Linked DNA regions of Homo sapiens: regions 2 and 3 are each linked to region 1. The links are chromatin loops, found by intact Hi-C in ENCODE. Cell type or tissue: heart left ventricle. All regions are shown on one strand.

Evidence for each region. Peaks named below come from ENCODE experiments on the same cell type or tissue, not always from the same donor. Only the 100,000 strongest peaks of a DNase experiment are listed, where the experiment ranks them.
Region 2: it touches region 1 in a loop (3-fold over the local background); 3 of 110 quality-filtered maps call a loop at or near these places.
Region 3: it touches region 1 in a loop (7-fold over the local background); 6 of 110 quality-filtered maps call a loop at or near these places.

What each region holds. Positions count from the first base shown.
Region 1 is chr14:72,417,167-72,425,166 of GRCh38, reverse strand. The region is part of intron 3 of RGS6 (regulator of G protein signaling 6); the gene reads right to left. LOC105370559 (a long non-coding RNA gene) reads left to right here and starts at 5,956. Exons shown (of 4, transcript XR_944018.3): 1 at 5,956-6,032; 2 at 7,319-7,446. In heart left ventricle, a CTCF peak has its summit at 4,219; a DNase peak (open chromatin) is centred at 4,226.
Region 2 is chr14:71,716,777-71,724,776 of GRCh38, reverse strand. SIPA1L1 (signal induced proliferation associated 1 like 1) reads right to left here. Exons shown (of 24, transcript NM_001386936.1): 18 at 891-1,130; 19 at 1-107. Among named protein-coding and RNA genes, the nearest start is that of RGS6, 210 kb to the left of the region's middle. In heart left ventricle, a CTCF peak has its summit at 3,619 (motif pointing left); no DNase peak of the experiment used is centred here.
Region 3 is chr14:72,288,355-72,296,354 of GRCh38, reverse strand. The region is part of intron 2 of RGS6 (regulator of G protein signaling 6); the gene reads right to left. Among named protein-coding and RNA genes, the nearest start is that of MIR7843, 220 kb to the left of the region's middle. In heart left ventricle, a CTCF peak has its summit at 3,764 (motif pointing right); no DNase peak of the experiment used is centred here; H3K4me3 peaks cover 702 bases.

The sequences.
Region 1 (8,000 bases):
ACTCTGTCTCAAAAAAAAAGATTTTCCCCTTCCAATCCATCAATTCTTTCTTTTATGGTTTCTGCCTTTGGTATTATGCTCGCAATATTGCCGAGACTTTTTAAGGGATGTGCTTTCATTAGCTGTTGTTGAATTAATTTATTCATTCATTCAGCAAACACTTACTGAATGTTTCCTGCATGTCAGGCACCGTTCTCAGCACTGTTGCATCTTCTGAAGCATGGAGCCAAACTCAGGATGAAGACAACCATCACTGAAGGGTTTGTAAACTGAAATATGCAGAAACCCCAAACACATTCCACTCTATTGAAAGACCATCTGCACAGGGAAAGTTTTGGTTCTGGGCAGGGATTATAGCATTGCCCCCCCAGAACTCAGATGCCTGGATCTGATGGCATCTTACAATGAATAAAATCCATATAAACAAGATGATGTCCAGAAAATACTAATGCAAATATCCGTGAATGCAAAGGATTAAAATCACACTAAAAAGTATTAATAGTATTTTTTTCCATATCAGCCAAGGAGGAATAATCAGCAATGATATAATTTTTCATTTCATTAGGAAGTTAATACAGATATGATTTATCCTCTGGGAATCTTTTTTTACAACCCCTCTGAAACAAAGACTCCCAGCAAGGGAAGAATTATACCTCCTTTAAGAGTTTTCACCAAAAAAGGCCTGAAAGCAACAGAACGGCATCTCAGAATTACTGACCCTTGCCCGGACACGCATTAATTCCAGAACAGCTGCAATGCCCTCAGTTTGCTGACCCCTGAACTAAAAAAGCCTCTATTTATTTGTTACTCTTTACTTCTTTGAATCCTGCATTTTTCTTTTTAAGTGAAACATTTCAAGTTTCCAGAAAACTTACCCCCAAACTAAGTCCCATGCAAAAATTGCCAAGGACTCAAGCCCACAGCACTTGACACATTCTAGCAAAGACTGGAATAGGACAGAATACTTGGCCTGCCCTTGTGACTCCAGGAGAGGGCATGTGGGCTTCTCTAGGCAGAGCTCCAGGCCCTACCAGGAATAGCCCCAAGCAGGGTGGCAGCCCAAGGAGACTGTCCCACCTCCATTTACTGGAACCACCTCATGCCTGCTATGCTACCTGGATGGCTTCATCCTCTGAGGAAATGCCACCACGAGACTGGAAGCTACATGTGGAGAGGGATGGGTTTGCTTTTGCTTATCACAACCCCAGCCAGGCACTGAATGAATGACTGGATGAGAATGAAGCTTTCAACACTTCTATAATCCCTAGTGTCACAGCAGGGATCCTGACTTAACGATTTGTATGTAGTAAATGATTTGGGAATGAATATTTTGTTTTGACTTTTATTTTAGGCTCGGGGGTACATGTGCAGGTTTGTTATATGTATAAATTGCATGTCGCTGAGGTTTGATAGACAAATGATCCCGTCACTCAAGTACTGAGCAAAGGACCTGCTGGTTGTTTTTCACCCCTCGTCCCCCTCCCACCCTACCCCCTCTAGTAGTCTTCAGTGTCAGTTACTATTATCTTCGTGTCCATGAGGACCCAATGTTTAGCTCCCACTTATAAGTGAGAACACATAGTATTGAGTTTTGTGCCTCTGCTTTAATTTGCTTAGGATAATGGCCTCCAGCTCCATTCCTGTTGCTGTGAAGAATACGACTTTATCCTTTTCATGGCTGTGTAGTATTCCATGGTGTATGTGTACCACATTTTTTTTTACACAATCCATTGTTGAATGAATACATTGTTAACAATTATTTCCATCTCATCTTGTATCTTATAATTAGAGACCAGACATCAGCTTTTGAGGGGAAAAAAGCAGCCCAGGGCCATCAGCGTGAGCCTGAGGGCCAGGTAAACATGACATGGGGTGGGGGGACATATGGGTGGAAAACCACAGTCTCCATAAATGGGACAAATTTCTGTCTATTTCACGACTTTGTCTGTGGCTATGTCTGGCACCCATGTTCTCTAAAAAGATTCTTTTCCATCTCATATTCCTCACTATATTCAACACGCTGCTAGGGGATGGCCCTCTTCACAAATCCTTTTCTAAACTACCTCCCACGTGACTCAACTCTCTGACTCACCTGCCGTGTGGCCACCTGTCAGGCCCTTCTACTCTTGATAGTCTTTTTCTTCCTTTGTGGGTTAAAACAATGGAAATTTATTCTCTCCCAGTTCTGAAGGCCAGAAGTTAAAAATCAAAGTGTCGGCAGAGTTGGTTCTTTCTACAGGCTCTGCAAGCGAGTCCGCTCCATGCCCTCTCCTGGCTCTGCTGCTGAGCATCCTCGGTGCTCCTTGACTTGCAGATGGGCCCTGGATCTCCGCCTCCATCCTCACTTGGCCTTCCTCTCCCAGTTCTCTTTCTGGGCTTAATAAGCGAGTCCACTTGTGTTTGACCTCCTCTGCCCTCAGAATGGCAAATTCCCCCACATCTGTCACCACTGTGCTTGGCCCTTTGATGCTCCTCATAATGACACCCACTCTCATGGGGACACATACAAGCTGTGGGCACCCACTCCCCAATCTTGGACAAGGACGAGGGGTGAGGCTGCTCTCCTGAGTACATAGGGCTCTCCCAGTCTCTTGGGCTGGCCTGCTGAACTGGACCTGAGCTTTCCTGGAAAACAAAAAAAGCGAGACTTCTTTCTCTCGCCCACTTGACTCTGCAGCTCCAGTTTGGACTTATTTCTCTAGATTTGTTTTCCCCAAGATTGCAGATACTAACAAGAAATTACTAAGCTATCTCACTCTGTTATTATAACTTATAATAAATATACTACTTTATATTATTATATATGTTGATTGATATTATAGCATAACTCAGATGTAAAGCTCATATTGCCGTTCTAAGTATATAAGAATTTTATTTTTACATCCCATTTGTATTAGTCCATTTTCATGCTGCTGATAAAGACATACCTAAGACTGGGCAATTTACAAAAGAAAGAGGTTTAATGGACTTACAGTTCCACGTGGCTGGGGAGGCCTCACAATCATGGCAGAAGGCAAGGAGGTGCAAGTCATGTCTTACATAGATGGCAGCAGGCAAAGGGAGAGCTTGTGCAGGGGAACCTCCCCCCATTATGATACCATCATATCTCATGAGGTTTGTTCTGTATCACAAGAACAGCATGGGAAAGACCTGCCCGCATGATTCAATTACCACCCACCAGGTCCCTCCCACAACATGTGGATTTGAGTGTGAACACAGACAAGCCATATCGCCATTTAATCTGTGGAATGATTCTGTGAGGTCAGCCGGGAGCATGATTCCTGCCTTTCAGAAGAGGAAACGGGAGCCCAGTCTTTCTTGCAGCCCACAGCAAGTTACATAGCACAGTGGCCTCCAAGGGAGGAGGAATGGGGAGCTGTACACAGGGTGCAGGCGATAAGGGGTGCAACTGCCCAGGAACAATATACATATCATAAAATACCTCAGTGATGAATACTTTCTCCCCTTGGTGCTCCACTGATGCTGGGACTAGAGCCGAGCCGTGGGGTTTCTAAGCCGGTGCTGTCTCCCCTCTACCACGGCCCCTCAAGGTCAAAGCAGAGGTGATTTTAGAAGCTCCTGGAGGGGCACATCCCACATATTCAATTCACAGTCAGGAGAAACTAAATCCTCTTTTCTCAAAGGGGTGTGTTAGGTCAGCCTGGGGTGGGGAGGCAGTCCCCAAAGGCATCACGTTAGAGCTGGGAATTCTGAACTTTGGTGATACCACTTCTCTGTTCTGGGTGTAAGACATTTCAATACAGTCTTTGGCTTAGTTTAAAATGTAAATAATTACATTTCTCATAGTTTTGATGACCAGGAAGATCCTACCCCACCCTCACTCTATAATCCCTGACTCCCAGCCCGTGGCGCCACACCTCATCTCCGTATGGCTCATCACCCCATCCCGCCAGATCACTGCTCTGACTCCAGTCCCATCCCTTCCCCTCACCCCACATTTCTGGTGAAAATTATTCGAACCAATCCATGCTGCTTGCTGTCATTTTCCTGACTTCACAGGGGAAAAGAGATCCTCTCCAAGTTTTAAGACAGATTATCGGTACAAAAAAAAAAAAAATCTAGCTGCGTCCATCTTTTGGCAGAAACAGTCTGTTGGCTGAAAGCAGAAGTGATTTGGGCATGAACCGGTGTCCTTGCTCGAGGCCGGCATTCCTTTCTGCCTTATTTTCAATCACGCCTGGGGTGCAGTTCACATTATCACCACGAAGGGGCGCCGTTGCTCTGGAAAGCCACAAGGCTTCTGCAGGCAACTGCCTTCAGTTAAGAAAAACTGCCAGGTTACAGGAATGTGATATTGATTTTTGATTTCTTTTAAATTAATAATCAATGGCGTTCTGAATACTGCTTAATTTCTTATTTGTAGAGGTACAGAGCTGAAGCCTGTTAGATGTCGTTTACGGCATTTTCCAGAGGCAAATAATGAGGGCTCAGGGATACCTTGGTAGCAGCTAAATTACTAGTGAAGGTTTTTCATGAGTTTAAAAGTGTTCTTGGACCTTCAGGTAATATGAATTAAATATTAATATGTTAATTGCAAAGGTCCAAAAGATAAAAGGGAAAAAAATGAATTCACAGGAAAGAAAAGTTTTACGTTTATTAAAGGATGGGGGTGGGGGCAGGGTTAGCTGAAGGGAACAGGAATCATACTATACCAGACCTCACAAATTATGCAGCAATGATGACTGGTTATTAAAAAGTGTAATTAAGCCAGAAGTTCCAGAATTTAGGAGACTGTGGATTAGAGGCCTAGATTCCTCAAAGTATCTGCAGCAAATCCTGATTCCCAAATCTCTAGCTTCTCCCAATGTAAAGTGGGTGCTTATTCTTGCCTGCAGACAGTTAGCATCTGGCTAATATTAACTTCAAATATGTAATTTTGGAGACCCTCAAATAGAACAGGTTATAAAAACGTAACACCCTCCTGGCATTGTGAGACCCTTGTTAGCCACATGTTTATGCCAGGAGATCAGTGCAAAGAAAATTGGAGGCAAGCCTGGGGTTTGAGACTTACTTCTGCCACGAACTTGGTACACTGAGTGAGTCACATATCCAAATTCTTTCTTCTTTCATCTGTAAATTGAAGCTTTTAGCTCAGCTTCCCTCTGAGTCCATTCTGATTCTGACAAACACCTCCCTCCCCATGTTCGGCCCACATGGCGACAGCCTTCCTGGCCTTCCCATCCACTTCTCTGTCTCACACCCTTAGGGGGGCAGATTGGACCATTTTGCTCTACTTCTCTCCACCTAGAATGTCCTTCTTCCCGTTCCACTGCATTTCTATGTTTTTAAATTCCTACTTCAAGTCTCAGGGCAAACGCCACCCGCTCTGAGAAGCATTCCCTGATACCACAGAGGCAAAGAGTCTCCCCTCCTTTATGATTTTGCTGCTCTTTACCTATACTTCTCTTCAGCACCTGCCCTTTTCTCTTTTGGGTTATGATGATTTCAGGAGCCTTTTTGCAACAGCCAGGTCTCCAGGGGCATGACTGACATTGATTTATCCATCCCACAGGGTCCAGCTCAGTGGCCAGCACAAAGCAGGAACCAAGGAAATGGCTGATTAACAGTCACATGTGCACAGACACATTGTATTTTGTGCAGAGCATCTGGGCTCGACTTAAACACTGATGTTCAGCCGATAGGATTTGGTTCCTGGTATACCCGCACTGTCTCTCTCCTACAATTCAGGCCGGCAGTCTTGGACTCTGAGTCAGACTGCCTGAGTTCAAAGCCTGGCTCTGCCACTTCCCAGCTATGAGAGCTTGGACAAGTTGCTGAACTTCTCTGTGCCTCCATTGCTCACCTATGCAGTGAAGATAATGACAGTATTCTCTTCATACAGCTGCCGTGCAGATAAAATGAGCGAATACTTGTAAGACACTTGAAAAAGTACCCAGTGTAAAGCAAGCTCTCAAAAAATGCTACTAGCTTTAAATAGTATTTTTACTACTACTAATCAAAAGATAACAACCATGGGACTTCTTGCCAGTTAGCAGTATCCTTCTCTAATGGTAAGAACAAAATATCCCCTTGTGTTTATCCTGGTGCCCATTCATGTCTCTAGTTAGTTTTACTGGCATCCACTGTAGAAGGCTGGGAAACGCATCCAAGGCAGCCCGCTCCCTGGGTGGGCTCCAGCTTTGGGTCTTCACAGCAAATCTTAGTTTGGCAAAAGCCTTTAGTGCATGGAAAACAGATTAACTATCATTTCAGTCTGCCACCAGCCATTTGCTAAATTGCACAATTTGATATGGTGTGTGTCCTCCTGGACCCTCTCAGACCTGCCCAGGCGCCAGCCTTGCCTCTTATCTATATGGTGCTATGGCTGTAATTCATCTGACCACTTGTGACATGCATCCTCTCAGCAGATTTGTCTTTTTATCTGCTGCGATTCAAGGACAGAAGAAAGAAAAAGGAATGAAGAGAGGTGAGAATAAACAACAGGAGAATAAATACATTTCCAGGCACCTTCCATGCAAGGAGTTTTGAGACATTCTCTCTCTAGGTTAGAGCTCAGCAGTGGATGTGCCTCTCTATCCATCATTGGGCCTGCTCAGCCTGTATCTGGCTGTCCTATTGTTTCAGAGAAAACTCCTTTTTCTATCTTTCTGATCCTACTCTAATTTCCTTCTACCTCCTCTTAATCCTATTTCCTGGTAAAGAAGTTTATTTTGAAGCGGGCCGGGCGCGGTGGCTCATGCCTGTAATCCTAGCACTTTGGGAGGCCAAGGTAAGTGGATTGCTTGAGGTCAGGAGTTTGAGACCAGTCTGGCTAGCATGGTGAAACCCCATCTCTACTAAAAATACAAAAATTAGCCGGCTGTAGTGGCAGGTGCCTGTTATCCCAGCTACTTGGGAAGCTGAGGCAGGAGAATTGCTTGAACCCGGGAGGTGGAGGTTGCAGTGAGTTGAGATCATGCCATTGTACTCCAACCTGGGCAACAGAGTGAGATTCAGGCTCAAAAAAAAAAAAAGTTTATTTTGAAGAGAGACACTGGCAGTACAGATGATGTGTCCGCTTCATGGTCTTTTCCCATACTACCTAGATCTAGTAAAATGGGCCGTGGCTTTTGGCATGTATGTCCAGGTGGGGACAGGCAGATGGAGGAAAGGTGGGAGAATGATGGAAACAGGGAAAGCCTAACTTGTTTTTCTGCCCCCAAGTGTTCAGATCGCCCCCAAGCTATGCTATAAATCACTGTCACATTAAGCTTAAAGTACAGCCTGAGCTCTCTTGATCAAAAACTTGGGTATAAAAGGATGTGAAATTATGTGGTCCAGTTGCTTCTTGTTACAGATATGGAACCTGGGGACCAGTGGGGCAAAGAAGAATTAACAGCACCTACATAGCTCTGATTATGTCAAGCACTTCGTCTAAATGTTTGCACAGATGAACTCATTTAAGCCCCAGAACAACTCCGTGAGGTATGTACTGCTATTTTATGCATATTTTGTAGGTGAGGAAACAGAAGTGCAGGCTTGCTAAATAATGAGCCCAAGGTCATCTGGCTAATGAGTGCGGAACCCAGAGCTGGTGGCGGAGCCCATGCGGTTCTCCGAGTCACACTGCCTCCTAGCAGTGATCTGTCAATAGAGAGTGCCAGAGGGTCTACAAAGGTTTCTTGTCTCCAAATCCAGCTCCCCACTATCTGGGGGAAAAAAAAAGACGGCCCAAATCTTCAGCCTGGCTTTTTACACCTTCCCAGCATAATGCCAAACCCCCTTTCCAGCTCAGCTGCCACCTCCTCCCAAATGCACTTAATTGTCATGGCTGGCTGGCACAGTGAAGGAGTGATGTGTGAATGAATAAATGAAGGACTGAACCCTCCTAGGCTGACTTGGTGGGGGGGCAGTCATCTCCCTATTTGCAGTCATTCAGTTGACAGAGAATATTTGACAATGACCTCACCAACATTTCAATCAATCTTTCTCATTTTTTCATAGCTGAGTGCTTTTCACACAGCTCAGCTGGCAGGGAG
Region 2 (8,000 bases), 700 kb after region 1:
CTTCTTCAATGGTGGACTTGGAGGTTGGCTTAGGAGATGCCCGGAGGTCTCTGGTTGAGGCACGCAGCCTGGTGTGGGCTATTTCATTGCCATCGCTCTGATGACGCCTGGACAAAAAAGGGAAGAGATGATAGATACCAACTCAACAAGGCTGGCTCAAGGGCATGATGGGCTCTAAAGGATGTAAGTCAATATAAGTCAATAGAGAAATATTATGTGGAGAAACAGATAATTACTTCTGTTTATATGCGAATCTACTCATATAAACGCTTACTGAAGAAACAAAACCAATTTGAAACACAAAATAAAATCTGATGAATAAGTCACTCTTTTAAATAAAGCTATTAGTTTTACTAAGCCAAAATTAGCAACAGATTTACTAAACGACCACAGGGTATACATCCAAAATGCAACCTTTGCACAAACGAAAACAAAATAATTGAATGAATCATTTAATTTTTTGATGTACTACCTTGTCAAAAAGTCCTTTATTTTCAGGGGTACTCACTCACTTTGTAATATTCCCTCTGGTGCCTACTGGCCTAGTTAAGAATTACACAGGAAGGCTGTGATTAATATAATCAAAGGGACTAGTATGGTCTTAGCACCAGAGGGGCAATTATTCTGAAGTGTATCCTTCAAACACACTCTTTTCAAGATCTAAGATTCTCAAATCCTAACATTTTGCAATAAATCTTATTTAAGGAATGAGGCAGAGAAATAATTTAAGAAAATATTACTTAGGAAAAAAAATCATAATCCCACCAACAGACCAACTCCTGCCAACCCCCTAGCCCGGCCTCTTTTGTTGTAAGAGATCACGCCAAGCTTTTCTATTCTCTGTCCTGTTAAAAGCAAGCCACCAGCAAGGGAAGGAAAGTAACTCTTACTTTCTCGTGTCCATAAATCCCACGGAGTTTATGGTTCCTTCGGGTTTTTTCCATCCAATCAGGTACTTGCTAGTAGCGCCCTGGCGAGGGTAAAAACTCCTAGGACCAGAGGAGGAGGAGGAAGAGGAGGAGAAGGATGGTGCGAGCTGTGAGGGGGCAGCTGGATGAAGCTCTTCTTTAGGTGAACTCCGGGCACTGGTGAAAACCACTGGGCTGGCAGAGTGTCGGGAGCTCATGGTACTGAGGAGAAGCAGGGCAAAGACATGTGTATCTCAGGATCATTATGTCAGCTATAAAAGTGCTGTCCGGGGTACGGGTGATGGCTGGGTTGAACAACAGTGAATTTTTCATGAACTATTAACAGCGATGCCTGGCTGGCCTTCCTGGCTTTCTCATCATAATTTAAATGTCTGCTCTCAAAGTGACAGATGACCACTAGGGCTTAGTCTGCACTTTAAAAAGTAAAAATACTTAAGACTGTCAGGGACACTTTCAACTTTTTTCACTTTTTTCACATTGGCACCACTGACGTTTGTCACGGAAGTCTGGCAGTGGCAAGAGACAGAAGAAAGAGAAGTAAAAGGTCTACCGTCTCCATGCCTCTGTCTTGCTTTCCTCACAACTAGGGATTGTGGTGATGCTCTCTGGGACCAAGCTGAGGAGGGGAGAGGAGACTCAAGCAGGGCTATGGCTCTTCAGACTCACATCCAAGGCCAAGGGGCACAGTGAGTGCTCCTTCCCCATGGCAGCTGGCATTCCTATTGGCTCTGGAAGCTGCTGGTCGATGTATTTCAAACATCGGTTAAAGATTACAAAACTAGGGCAACATTGGTTAAAGATTACAAAACTAGGGCTGGGCGGGGTGGCTTACGCCTGTAATCCCAGCACTTTGGGAGGCTGAGGCTGGTGGATCATCTGAGGTCATGAGTTCGAAACCAGCCTGACCAACATGGCGAAACCCTGTCTCTACTAAAAATACAAGAATTAGCTGGGCATGGTGGTGTGTGCCTGTAATCCCAACTACTTGGGAGGCTGAGGCAAGAGAATCGCTTGAACCCGGGAGGCAGAAGTTGTGGTGAGCCAAGATCACGCCACTGCACTCCAGCCTAGGTGACAGAGTGAGACTCCATCTCAAAAATAAAAAAGATTATACAACTAAAGTCTGCATGACTAAAGAGTCCAAAACTCTGGGGTTTCAAGAGTTCCAGAGCAGAAAAAGGCAAGATTTTCAAAATAAGGGATGAGAGTTTTAGTTGACTAAAACTCATGTTAAAAGTGGAAGGCCTTTAACTGTAGGATTTTCATACTTCCTGCCCAGTGGTCTCACAGGACCACACTATTTGAGCCTTTCTGAGTTCTCCAGCATGGGGTGAGACCAAAGATGGCTGACTCTTGCTACAACAGACTTTCAGTTATTTTTACTTGAGGTTTAATTAACAGTATGTGGTCCCAAAGCGTTCCTCGATGGCACTTTCATTTGTCAAAAATGAATCGTCCTGACCTAAATAAAGTACAGACTCTAGTTAATAATACTGTATCAATATTGACTTGGGGAGGAAGATAACTGAATAGAACCCTCTAACAACTGTGCCTCCACAGGAACACCAAATTGAACAACTATCCACACAAAAAAGCACCTTCATAAGAATCCAAAATCAGGTGAGTGATCACAATACCTGCTTGTCACATCATATCAAGGGGAAAGAACCACTGAAGAGGGTGGGAAAGATGGTCCTGCATCGCCTATGCTCCCTCCCCCACCCCTGGCACAGCAGCTTGGAGAGAGAATCTGTGCACGTCAGAGAGGGAGAGGGTGTGGGACTTTGCATTGGAACTCACTGCTGGCCTGTTACAGCAGAGCACAACACTGAGCAGAATTCTGCTGGCACCCACGGACAGAGCATTTAGACCAGCTCTGGGCCAGAGGGGAATTCTCAGCCAGAGTGGGAGGAAGCTGAGTCCCAGCTGGTTCTGCCACCAGCTGACCAAGGTGGCCTGGGGCCCTGAATACATATGAGTGGCAGTCAGGCCACAGGGACTGCAGTCCTTGAACAAGCCCCAGAGCTGCACTGGTTTAAGAAGAAGTGGACTTGGGGTGCACATGACCCCATGTGACACCAGCCATGGTGGCCAAGGGAATGCCTACACCACCAGTCCTCCAACTCCAGGCAGGGAAGTTTGGGGAGAGGCTCCTTCCACTTAGGGAAAGGAAAGGAAAGACTACAGAGGGCTTTGTCTTACAACCTGAGTAGCAGCTCATCCACAGGAAAATAAAGCAGGTGGAATCCTGAAGCCCTCGATTCCAGAACTTTGCTCCTGAGTGGCGTTCCAGACCCACCCAGGGCCAGAAGAGAGTCTGCTGCCCTGAAGCGAAAAGCCCAGACCCAGCAGGATTCACCACCTGCTGACTAACCAGCCCCTGGGCCTTGAGTAATCATTGGTGGTAGCCAGACAGCAGTCACCACGGGCCTTGGGTGGGACCCCGTACCGTGCTATCTTCAGGTCTGACCCTGTGCAGTGCCAGCTGTGGTGGCCATGGGAGTGCTTGAATCACCTTCCCCAACTCTAGGCAACCCAGCACAGAGAGAGACTCCTGAGAGGGAAGAGAGAGAGAGAGACATTGCCTAGCAACCCAGAGAATTCTCCCTTATCCTGTCCAAGCCCATCAAAGCAGTGCTTCTTGGAGTTGGTGAGTCAAAGCGTTCCTGGACTTAGGGTGCCCCCTAGTGCTGATACATCTACAGTGACCACAAACTAAGATCACAACAGTCCCATTTGAATACACGGAAAGCCTTTTCCAGAAGGACGGGTACAAACAAGCCCAGGCTGCCAAGATTGGAATAAATACCTAACTCTTCAATGCTCAGACACTGATGAATGTACACAGGCATCAAGAACATCCAGGAAGACATAACCTCATCAAATGAACCAAATAAGGCATCAGTGACCAATCCCAGAGTGACACAGAATTCAGACAGAGAATTCAAAATACCTGTCCTCGAGCAAGTTCAATAAACTTCAAGATATCACATAGAAGGAATTCTGAATTCTATCAAAAATTTAACAAAGAGATCAAAGAGATTGAAATAGTAATTTAAAAATCAAGCAGAATTTCTGGAGTTGAAAAATTCAATTGACAAAGTGAAAAATGTATCAGTTTCTCAACAGCGGAATTGATCAAGCAGAAGGAAGAACTAGTGAGCTCAAGACAGGCTACATGAAAATACACAGTCACAGTAGAAAAAAGAAAAAAGAATAAGAATGAAACATGCCTACAAGAGCTAGAAAATAGCCTCAAAAGGGTAAATTTGTTTTTCTTTTTTTTTTAGACAGTCTCCACCCAGGTTGGAGTGCAGTGGCACTATCTTGGCTCACTGCAACCTCTGCTCCCAGGTTTTCTACTTCAGCCTCCTAAGTAGCTGTGATTACAGGCACCCGCCACCATGCCCAGCTAATTTTTGTATTTTTAGTAGAGACAGAATTTCACGATGTTGGCCAGGATGGTCTCAAACTCCTGACCTCAAGTGATCTGCCAGCCTTGGCCTCCCAAAGTGCTAGGATTACAGGCATGAGCCACCATGCCTGTCCTGTCAAAAGGGTAAATCTAAGAATTATTGGCCCTAAAGAGGATGTAGCGAGAGAAGGAGATCGGGGCACAAAGTTTATTCAAAAGAATAATGAACATTTCCAAACCTGGAGAAAGATATAAATATCCAGGTACAAGAAGGTCACAGAACTCCAAAAAGATCCCACCCAAATAAGACTACTTCAAGGCATATATTAATCAAACTCTCAAAGGTCAAGGATAAAGAAAGGATATCTGAAAGTAGCAAGAAAAAAGAAGCAAATAAAATAAAAGGGAGCTCCAATACATCTGGCAGCAAACTTCCTGGTGGAAACCTTACAGGCCCACAGAGTGGGGGATAACATATTTACAGTGCTGAAGGAATATTGATTCTCAAGCTATAATAAATGTACTACACTAATGTAAGATGATGCCAACACGGGAAACTTGGTGAGGGGTGTATGGGAACTCTATCTTTGCAACTTTTCGGTAAATTTGAAGCTATTTTGATATTAAAAAGTCCCACAATAGGCCAGGTGCAGTGTCTCATGTCTGTAATCCCAGCACTTTGGGGGCCAAGGCAGGCAGATCACCTGAGGTCAGGAATTTGAGACCAGCCTGGCCAACATGATGAAACCCTGTCTCTACTAAAAACACAAAAATAGCTGGGTGTGGTGGTGCACACCTGTAGTCCCAGCTACTTGGGAGGCTAAGCCCAGAGAACTGTTTGAACCTGGGAGGTGGAAGTTGCAGTGAGCCTAGGTCAATAAACACTGGTGCTCAACATCATCGGTTACTAGGAAAATGTAAATTAAAACCACAATGAAGGACCATTACACACCTACCAGAATGGTTACATTAAAAGACTTATAATATCAAGTGCTGGCAAGGATGCGAAGCACTAGAGCTCTCATACACTGCTGGTGGGAGTGCTACTTGTTATGACCACTTCGGAAAACTAGTTCAGAGACCCTACTAAGTTGAACATATGTATATTCTTGACATGGATATTGCATTCCCAGAAACTCAAAAGAAACATATATGTATGTGTACAAAAGGACATGTACAGGAATTCTTAATATTGGCTGGGTGCAGTGGCTCACACCTGTAATGCCAGCATTTTGGGAGGCTGAGACGGGCAGATTACTTGAGCTCAGGAGTTTGAGACCAGCCTGGGCAATATGGCGAACCCTGTTTCCATAAAAAATAAAAAAAATTAGCCAGGTGTGGTGGCATGTGCCTGTAGACCCAGCTACTTGGGGGGCTGAGGTGGGAGGATTGCTTGAGCTCAGGAAGTTGAGGCTGCAGTGAGCCAAGTTCACACCACTATACTCCAGCCTGGGTGACAAAATGAGACTCTATCTCAAAAAAATAAAAAGAAGAGGAAAAAAAAAAGCAAAGATTCTGAATATCCAAAATTGGAAACAATCCAAATGTTCATCAACAGTATAGTGGACAAATGAGCTGCTATATTCTCACACTGTAACTATAACATAGCCATGGAGAAAAGCTAATGTTACCTGCAACACATGGATAAATCTTAGCAACATAATGTTGACTTAAAGACACAGGGCACAAATTAATGCAGATAGTATGATTCTATTTATATTATATAAAGTCCCAAAACAGACAAAATAAGGCTATTATTTTCTTAATTTTTGTTTTTGCTTTTGAGACAGGGTCTTGCTCCATTGCTCAGGCTAGAGTGCAGTGGTGCAATCATAGCTCACTATAGCCTCAGCCTCCTGGGCTTAAGCGATCCTTCCACCTTAGCCCCCCAAGTAGCCAGGACTACAAGTGCTCACTGCCACACCTGGCTTTCACATGTATTCTTAAAAGGATAACTGGTTAAATAAGATCAACCCCGATCCTTGGTTTTATCTATGAACACAATGGGCTGACACTAGCTCCCAGGTGTGAAATGCCAGTGCACTTCTTTTCACTAGTGGTTCTAATTGAGACAGCCCCATTTAATTGATTAGATTTAGGCACAAAGGTTATGAGAGAAACAAATGAACAATTCACTGGTATGGCTTTCTTCTTTAATGCACACAACTCACAGCATGAAGCTGTGCACTTCAGTACACAGGGCCTCTAATTCAGTGGGCCTGTGAGCGTCACCTGGGAGCTCTTCTAAAGCATACTTTCTTGTGTCCCAATCCTAGATATTTAATTTAGTAAAGGAGGAATGATGCCTGGAAGATTAGGTAAAATGTCCTCCAAGTGTTCACACCAACTGAGGCCTACTGCTCACTCTCATCCAGTTGAATTACACACATTGTTATGACGGTCAAAATCCAGTTCCATATTGTCTAGGTGAAGAAGGTGAAGTCGCGGCAGCAGTGTTTCTCAAGCCACAGAACATGGCCACCTGTAGGTACTGATGTAACTGGGGAATCCTGGGCTTGTGTTAGATCTTCCAGAGCCCCAGAAATCTGTATTTTAACACACTTCCAAAGTATTCTCATGTTTTTTTGGGTTGAAGAAATACTGCATTAGCCCCTCAACTCCTCCCACTCTAAAATGAGTCTGTCTCTGGGCACAGCTGTGGGTGGGCTCCTTGCAGCTGACCAACCCACTGGCCTGAGACTGCGTCAAGGGATGTGCACCCATACACTTCACCTAAGAATCTCTGAAGTAGATTAAATTACAATACAACTACCATGAAGCTATCAGCTTCATAATTTTTAAGGGGAGCTGTGTGGCTGGGCTCTTTCATTATCCTGGAAATTTCATGTTAATTTAATAGGCTGCAATTTCATTTTACTCACAGAGAGTTAAATCTTGTCATAGGAATTACGTAAGAAGGGAATGAACCAATAATATCTAACAAAAGGAAAAGAGCATTAGATGTAACAGGAAATAATAACTGCAATATGTTACTTTTCTCAATGTATAAGAAGTGAGTTTAACTGAGTATGGCCAAATTGGAATCACTAGAAATTTACTCAAGTTGTCTCTAAATTCTACATGAAGAAACTACTAACTTTAATTTTTCTATAAGCTATAGGGCATTTCTCCTTTCCTAAAAAGGAACAACCTTAGATTCTGTCTGGTCATGTCAGGATATTAATTTTGAAAAGGAAGAGAGGATACACAAGTACATGATACCCCATATAAAAGAGGTCGGGCGCAGTGGCTCACACCTGTAATCCCAGCACTTTGGGAGGCCGAGGTGGGTGGATCATGAGGTCAGGAAATTGAGACCATCCTGGCCAACAAGGTAAAACCCCGTCTCTACTAAAATACAAGAAATTAGCCGGGCGTGAAGGCATGCACCTGTAGTCCCAGCTACTCGGGAGGCTGAGGCAAGGGAATCACTTGAACCTGGGCGGCAGAGGTTGCAGTGAGCCAAGATCGTGCTACTGCACTCCAGCCTGGCAAGAGAGCCAGACTGTTTCAAAAAGAAGAGAGGTAGTGAGGTCACCGAGGATCTGGGACAGCCTGAATCTGTCCAAACTTCTCATCTTGACCTGATGCTCAAATGAAACCATGGATCACGTGTACAGCAACCTGGTGATTTTACATTCCCAGCTGTGGCGAAG
Region 3 (8,000 bases), 130 kb after region 1:
GCATTTATCCTAGAGAAATGAGAATATATGTCCACAAAAAGCCTTGAACAAGGCTTTTCATGGCAGCTTTTAGACATTCCAAGTGTCCATAAACAGGAGAATGGATAAACTGGCATATTCATTCACACAATGGAACACTACTCAGGCATAAAAAGGAAAAAGGTATGGCCATATGCTGCAACATGGATAAATCTCAAAAATATTATGCTAAGTGAAACAAAGTAGACACAAAAGAGTACATATGGTATGATTCCATTTATACAAAGTCCTAGAATAGAACCAAGTGTGGTGATAGACATCACATCTGTGATTGCTTCTGGGTGGGAAAGATTTATTGGGAAGGGGAATAAGAGAACTTTCCCGCATGATGGAAATGTTGTTGATTTTGGTAGAGCTGTGGGTTACGTAAGTATAGTCAACACAGATCAAACTGTGTACTTAAAAGCTATGTATTTCACTGTATGTAAATGTACCTCAAAACAAACAAATAACTGAAACAAACTTCTATCCAGATCTTTAAATGCACAGCTGATGTGCTATTTCATTCACATGGTAACAAACGCTAATAGCAGTTTCCTTTGTGTAGTTATTTTTATTTACTCTCTTCCCACTGGCTGCTTAAATCCAATAGAATGTCAAATATTAATATTATATTAAGCCTTACAATTCTATATTACCCTATATAAAAACATCCTAAATATATATAAGCAACCAAAGACTTTCAGGTAGGGGAACTGAAAAGGAAAGGGTGTTTTATACCAACAAAACCTGGTAAAAAATGTTGTCACCTAAGATTATTTTATTTCATTTTGCCTCCGTTGTTTCATATCTCCCCTCTCTCTCTCCCTCCTATGCAGTGATGAGATCAGTGGCTCCAAACTGGGTCCTGGGGGAGTCTCAGCAGCTCTCTCTGGGCCAGCCGGATCTGGGGAGGGGGTTACTGAGGGCACTCCTTGTCTTTCCTCTCCAGCTGCACCAGAGCACTCTCCCTTTTTCACAGTTGCGTATACTGGAGTTCTAGATAAGATTTTATTTGAACAAAGGGTTCTTTTTTTTTTTTTTTTGAGACGGAGTCTCGCTCTGTCGCCCAGGCTGGAGTGCAGTGGCGGGATCTCGGCTCACTGCAAGCTCCGCCTCCCGGGTTCACGCCATTCTCCTGCCTCAGCCTCCCAAGTAGCTGGGACTACAGGCGCCCGCCACTACGCCCGGCTAATTTTTTGTATTTTTAGTAGAGACGGGGTTTCACCGTTTTAGCCGGGATGGTCTCGATCTCCTGACCTCGTGATCCGCCCGCCTCGGCCTCCCAAAGTGCTGGGATTACAGGCGTGAGCCACCGCGCCCGGCCTGAACAAAGGGTTCTGATGTTAAAATGCATGCAAAAGCATACCAAGTTTCCTCCTAATTTTATTATTCTACCATTCTAAGATGGAGAGTGGTGGCTGCTATGGTTTGGATATGTGTCCCCACCCAAATCTCATTTTAGTTGTAATCCCCCATGTTGGAGATAGGGCCTGGTAAGAGGTGATTGGATCATAGTGGTGGATCCTTCGTGAACGGTTTAGCACCACCCCTTTGGTGCTGTTCTCATGATAGAGTTCTCACGAGATCTGGTTCTTTAACAGTGTGTGATAGCTCCCCTCTCTCCCTCCCTCCTGCCCTGGCCATGTGAAGTGCTGCTCCTCCTTTCACCTTCAGCCACCATTCTAAGTTTTCCCAAGGCCTCCCCAGAAGCCAAGCAGATGCCACCATGCTTCCTGCACAGCCTCCAGCAACATGAGCCCAATTAAACCTCGTTTCTTTATAAATTACCCAGCATTAGGTATTTCTTTACAGCAATGTGAGAATGGACTCATACAGTGGCCTAAATCACATTTTTGGACAGAACAAACTTCATAAAGGGACTATGGCTTTGGTAATAATATCCAACAAGCCCCCTAACCAATAAACTCACCTTCTTTGGGGTTCCTCTTACCTGGGGCACTTTCCCAGTCTACATCTCTGTTGGAATTGCTCCCACCACCTACTCCCAGTCTGTAGATGTGGGCTAAGGCAGCCATGTTTGAACCATGTGGCTTTAGTCATTTCAATAACAGCCATTGGGATCAAAGGTAACCCTTATCCTAATACAGGAAAATCAGGTCCCTCTTCCTCCCACTTATGCAAACCATGTTAAGTACCCTAATCCATTAGGAAATGTGCTTATTCTGGTTGGAGACAGCCTGTGAACAAATGGTACCTCTGTCTGAATTACAAAAAGGACCTCTTGTGGTGGAAGGCGTGGAGAAGCAGAGCATGGGTTGTATTTCAGGTCCCACTTGCCCCCTTGGCTAGGCACTGTCACACAGGACACAGCCCGCATATCCATCAGCAGTACCCCTGCAATAGCTTAGCCCAGGGATTGGCAAACGAGGGTCTGTGGGCCAAATTCAGCCTGTCCCGTTTCCACAAGTAAGTTTACTAGAACAGAGCCATGCCCATTTGTTTACTATTATTTGTGGCTACTTTGGTGCTATAAGAGCAGAGTTGAATAGTTGCTACAGAGACTATACGGTTTGCAAAGCCTAAAATATTTATTAACTGGCCTTGGCTTAGCCCATGTCTGATATTCATTTTCTTCAGGTCCATACTCCAAAATAATGAAATGAGTCTACTGCTGAGTACAGAATATAGCACCAACTATTGGAGCTGAAAGGGTGCTACTGACTACTTGGTCGGCATTTGCTTTTAAATAAAATGCAATGCTGGATCCTATGGATTCTAAGAATATATGGATCCTATGGATTCTAAGAATATATGGAATTTTGTTTCTATTTAAGAGAAATGGATGGGGAGGAAGGAAGGAGGAGAGAGGAAGTGGGAAAGCGGAAAGGGGAGGGGGGAAGAGAGGGAGAGGGAGAGAGAAAACAAACACTAGCCCATCCGAAGAACTTTTCAAAACCTCACCCCATCACAATTTGAAGAACATCCTGCACCTCGAATTGTTCTACATTTTTTGCAAACAGACCTCATCTGTTGCTTTACTATTTTTCTGTGCTGTCTCAGCAATCTTCAACATGCAGAGGGACTATGAATAATAACTGGAGATGAAACACAATTATCTTGAACTTGTTACATGATAATGGCAAAGAATGAACCAAAATAGACAGATGGGAGGTTCTGACGGGAATACCCAGTAAGAACACCCCCTTGGATATAACTGGACGCAGATTTTTTGTTTAGAGTTTCTTTAAGAGGGGTCAAAGAAACTAACTAGCACAGAGTGATGTTTTGGCTTTTTTTGGTTTCTGTTTTGGCAGAGGAGCGGTTAGAAAGGGATGAAATTCTTAGATATGCAGAATAATCACAATACAAATATATCCAGGGAAAAGTCAGTAGCCTTCAGGGATGAGAAAGAGCCTCACATGTGAGATCAAGAGCTGTTGGAAAAGTGATGCGTTCAGAAAATGTAACATTGTTCTTAATCCATCAGCCCATGTCAAGGTCCCTGTGTCATCCATGCCAGGACAGCTCTGGGCCAGTTCAGGAGGTGGTGAGATTTCAATTCCTCATGCACCTTTACAAAGAAATCTCTCAAGAGGGCAAGAGGCCCTCCTTCCAGGGGATGCACTGGTCCACTTTTTATGCTCTTAAGAAACTATACATCAGTAACATCTTGCTTATGTGAAGAAAACTTTGGGTTCAGTTCATCTTGCAGAAAGAATTACTCAAGGAGAACAAGAGCAGGTCAGGCCTGCAGAACCCTGCAGTTTTGAAAATACCCAGTAGAGGGCATTGTTAAAACAGTCTGACGGGAAAATAGAAGTTTAACAGACTAGAGAAAAGAAAGGGTTGTTTTGTCATCAGGACCAACTCATTTCCCTCTAGTCTGCAGATATGAGTAATTCTAAGTCTATGGGATTTCTCAGCCGTTTTTAATTCCATCGTTCACTTGCCTTGGTTCGACCTGAATTTCTCCTGTCCAGCCAGAGTCTCCTCTGTCCTTGGCAGTGAGAGAAGCGACTGTCACTTCTGGCTGTGTGTGATCAGCGAAATGGAGCGTTGTGATACACCAGATACAGGTTCCAGCCACTGTGCCAGAAGAGAGGGGAGGAGAACAAACGACAGCTGGAGTTGACCATACAGGGGTGTCAAGTCTACGCTTGTGACTCAAACATGTAGCTTATTAAATAAAATGTTTGATGCCCTGGGAAAACCAGTACACTGGGGAAGGCAGGCTCTGCGGCTGTCAGTGTGAGAATTCTCCACCCGGGGCCTCTTCTGCTTAGGACAGTCTGGATCACACGGCTCCCTACCGTGTTACTGTGTTCATGTCTCTTAGGCTTGGCTTCCTCTGGAGTGTGCTGTGTGACGCCAGATTTTTAAACACGTATTGGCATGCACATATCTATCTGGACGTTTGTGTCCCACTATTTCAGGGTTAATAATGGGATGCACTTTGAGGCCTTATTTTGAAAAGGGACCAGCTCTAAAGGAGAAAAAGCATCTGTTCTTTCTTTTAGTAACTTTCTATTGCGCTCAGTACTTTGCCCAGTACACAAGTACGCTCGGTAACTATACTGACGTGCTCGGCCCTTTCTTTTTTTAAAAATTTGCTATTGTGATGTGATGAGGACCCTAAAAGAAAACCTTTCTTTGAGCATGATTTTAGCCAGGCTTGTCCTTTCCATCTTTAGAAATGCTACTCTGCTCTATCTTTCTAGGTATATCTTTCTAGCCCATCAGAAAGTCTGGCTTGCTGTTCTCAATTCAACAAACACTTTTCAACACTGGCTTTGTTCAAAGAACTTGATTAGGTACTGTGAGGTTACAGAGATGAATAAGACAGAGATCAAGCCCTTGAAGAGTTTAAATTCAGCAGGGAGTAAAGCCATATGGACTAGTGTAATAAAGAACAGAACAAAATATGTGCAGCAATGCTGTAGAGGACAAGCACTTCAGGAGTGTTAGGAAAAGAATAATGTAGTCTTCCTGGAGAGTGAAGGAGGTGGATTTGAACCCAGCCATGAAGAACTAATAGAATTTCCTTAGGTGGGAAAAGAAAAAGGACAGTCTGGTTGAAATGATGGCATGGGGATGCTGGGTATTTGAGGGACATATAACTATGGAGAGTGGCTTGCCTATGAAGCTCACGGAAGCAGATGGGGATGGAGACGGACGCAGAGAGGTCACCAAGGAGCTTGAATGCCATCTAAGGGCTTGAAGTTAATAGCCTAGGGAATGACGAGTTGAAACATCGGAGCCTGAGAGATCAAGCAGAAGGATCTAGGTATAGCCTGGCCCCAGGGATGTGGAGAGTGTGAACTGGAGCACAGGCAGGGAAAAGAGTGTAGAGTTGAGAGGCATGGTGATCATCTGGCGGGAGCAGAAGCCAGAGGGATACTCACTCCACCTGTTCTTCCAGAGCTTTGCCTCTTGAGAGTCTGGATCCCTAGATTCTGCATAGTGAGTGAAAGAACCTGCATTTCAAAGAACTCAGATTCAAACCTTGTTGCCCTTGGCACAGAGTTGACAGCTACAAACAATTCAACCCAGCCATGAAGGGTGTTGCTGGTGAGAGTAGCAGCTTTTAATTAATCCGTGTGAGGCTCTGCTAACATAGGTGCAAATTGAGCACTTCCTTTAAGAATCCCTAATGAGGACCAGTTTCTAATTAAGCGCATTTTCTTCCACTATATGCCTAGTTTCTTCCTTGCTTCTGCAGCAATAGAAGCCACACTGACTTATCAGCAACAGATGATTCTTGAAATCAATCCCCAAAAGTGTCAACTAGAAGAAGGGGGTCCCATGAAGCCAAGAACTTCTTAAAGTCCGAGACTCAATAAAGGGGTTTACTCACCAAGGACCCATTTCGAGGGACTTCCAAAATACCTTAAATGGAAGCTGTGGAGAGGAAGGAAGCTGAGGAAGGAAGAGGGCTGGCAGAAGGTCAGAAGAAAAACTGCCATCTGCTAGGTGTGAAGCTATCGAAAACATGCCGGGAAGTCTTTTGAGAGGAGGGAGGGCAGAATGCAAAGTGCCTGAAAAACCTGTGACCTAGCAAAGGTGGACCAGGGAGGTGATATGAAAATGGGAAGGATGTCAACCTCTTGAGAATGAGCCCAAACACTGAATAGGGTTTATGCAGCATACTGGGTGTAACGCTTGAACTCGGAGATCAGTCCAGTCCTAAGGGCCTTTATGTGCTGCAGAATTCTTTGCGATAAAATCTCGATTTCTTTATTTTATGAGAGATTGATCGTCCTAGGATTTCTCTATTCTGTTTTTCTTATTTATGATTCACCATGCCAAAATGAACTTTTCATTCTCTTTTGAATGGAAAGTTCTATCTGTCTTGATAGTGAAGAATAAACACATTTTAAATGCCAATTTTCTTCATGCTTAATTTTTTCTAATCCAATCTGAGAAGTGACAGGGAAAACAACAGTTCTGACAAGGAGAGACCAATAACTTTCAGCAAATCCATTAATTAGGGTCATGTTTACACTTCTTGACATTGACTAAACATCTGCCTAGATTTTCTTAGTTTATAAAGTCATAACCACCTGTCCACATGAGATAATGTACTCTATTTAAGTTTTGTAAGTATGTGAGAACTGTGGGCTTCTATCTTCTGTGGGAAGAGAGATTTAGCTCTATAAAGAATGCTGGATGTAGAGTCAGAAGACCTGGGCTGAATTTCACCTTTGACATTTGATAGCAGAGAGGTATCGGGCAGGTAACCTGTGTTTCAGCATTTGAAAAAGGTAGTAGTAACTACCTCCCAGCGTGAACATGAGGTTCTATGATAATAGGCATTGAGTAATTCAACAATAATGTCCTGAGGAACTTTTGCTAAGAGCAGGGGTGGGGAATGCCACTTAGCTGTGTTGCTCAGGAAGCAGCGTGGCTTTCGTGATTCTGTGAAATGGGCAATTCATGGACACAGATTGGGTTCCAAGCAATAAGGGGCTCATCCTGACAATAAGCTTTCAATACCACAGGAAAACGGGGAGGGGGAGAGAGAGTGAGAGAGAGAGAGAGAGAGAAAGAAAGAAAATAAGAATGAATGAATGAATGCTAACTTTGTAGGGAGAACATGGGAGACAAAGAAAATAGAGAGGGAGAGCATGCAGGTTAGGAGATACGGCCTCAGCTACCACTTTTCAGTAAGTAACCAGACAGTAAAGGAAATACAAAGATGAGGATCTACCGTGGACTATTTCCTGAGCTGCTGATTAAGGGTTAATACCATTTCATAGGTAGGGAAAGTTCAAAGACTGTTATCAGAAACTATATCATCCTTTCTAGTTTATTGTAGACATGTTGTATATGCATTGTTAGTAATTCTCATTTCTAAATTTGGGTTTCGTGGCTCTGCAGAGCCCTTTGCCATCTTCTATGCCATTTCAAGGACTCCCCTTGGTACTGGCATTTATAAACATCCAGGCCAAGTGAACCTTACCTAAGTCTTAGAATCAAGGTTCAGGTACTCAGAGTGAGCAGGAAAACTGTTGCCCTTTAAAAAATCTACATAAGATGTTTCTGACAGGGTGAGAAATTCATGACAAGATCATGCCAACGCACCTCCTTCAAGGGGACAGCTCTCTGGAGGACAATCTTCCTCATGCTTCTTAGACCTCTGAGCCTTCTAATGTGCCCGGCCTTCTTTCCCCTAAGCCTCACTCCTCAATTCATTCTCTAAATCTCATTGGCCCTCAATGTTCACTGTCACCCACCATTCCATACTAGGCTTGCCCCTACTGGTCAACATACATCTAGTTTCCCCAGAATGTGACTTTGACCTCCCTCCAGCCTGTGCTATCATCTTTCCTCTTTAACCTGGCAAACTCTGACAGACTACTTAGCTTATTCTTCTTCCATCCCAGTCAAACCAATGCAGCCTTCTTCCCTGCTACCTGTGGGGGTAGCCCCCTAGCCAAACTGTCCTAGTATTGAGGGCTGCACCTGGTCAAATGTAAAGTTTCCAGCACTGGATCCCTTCCATTCAGTAGTATTATGGA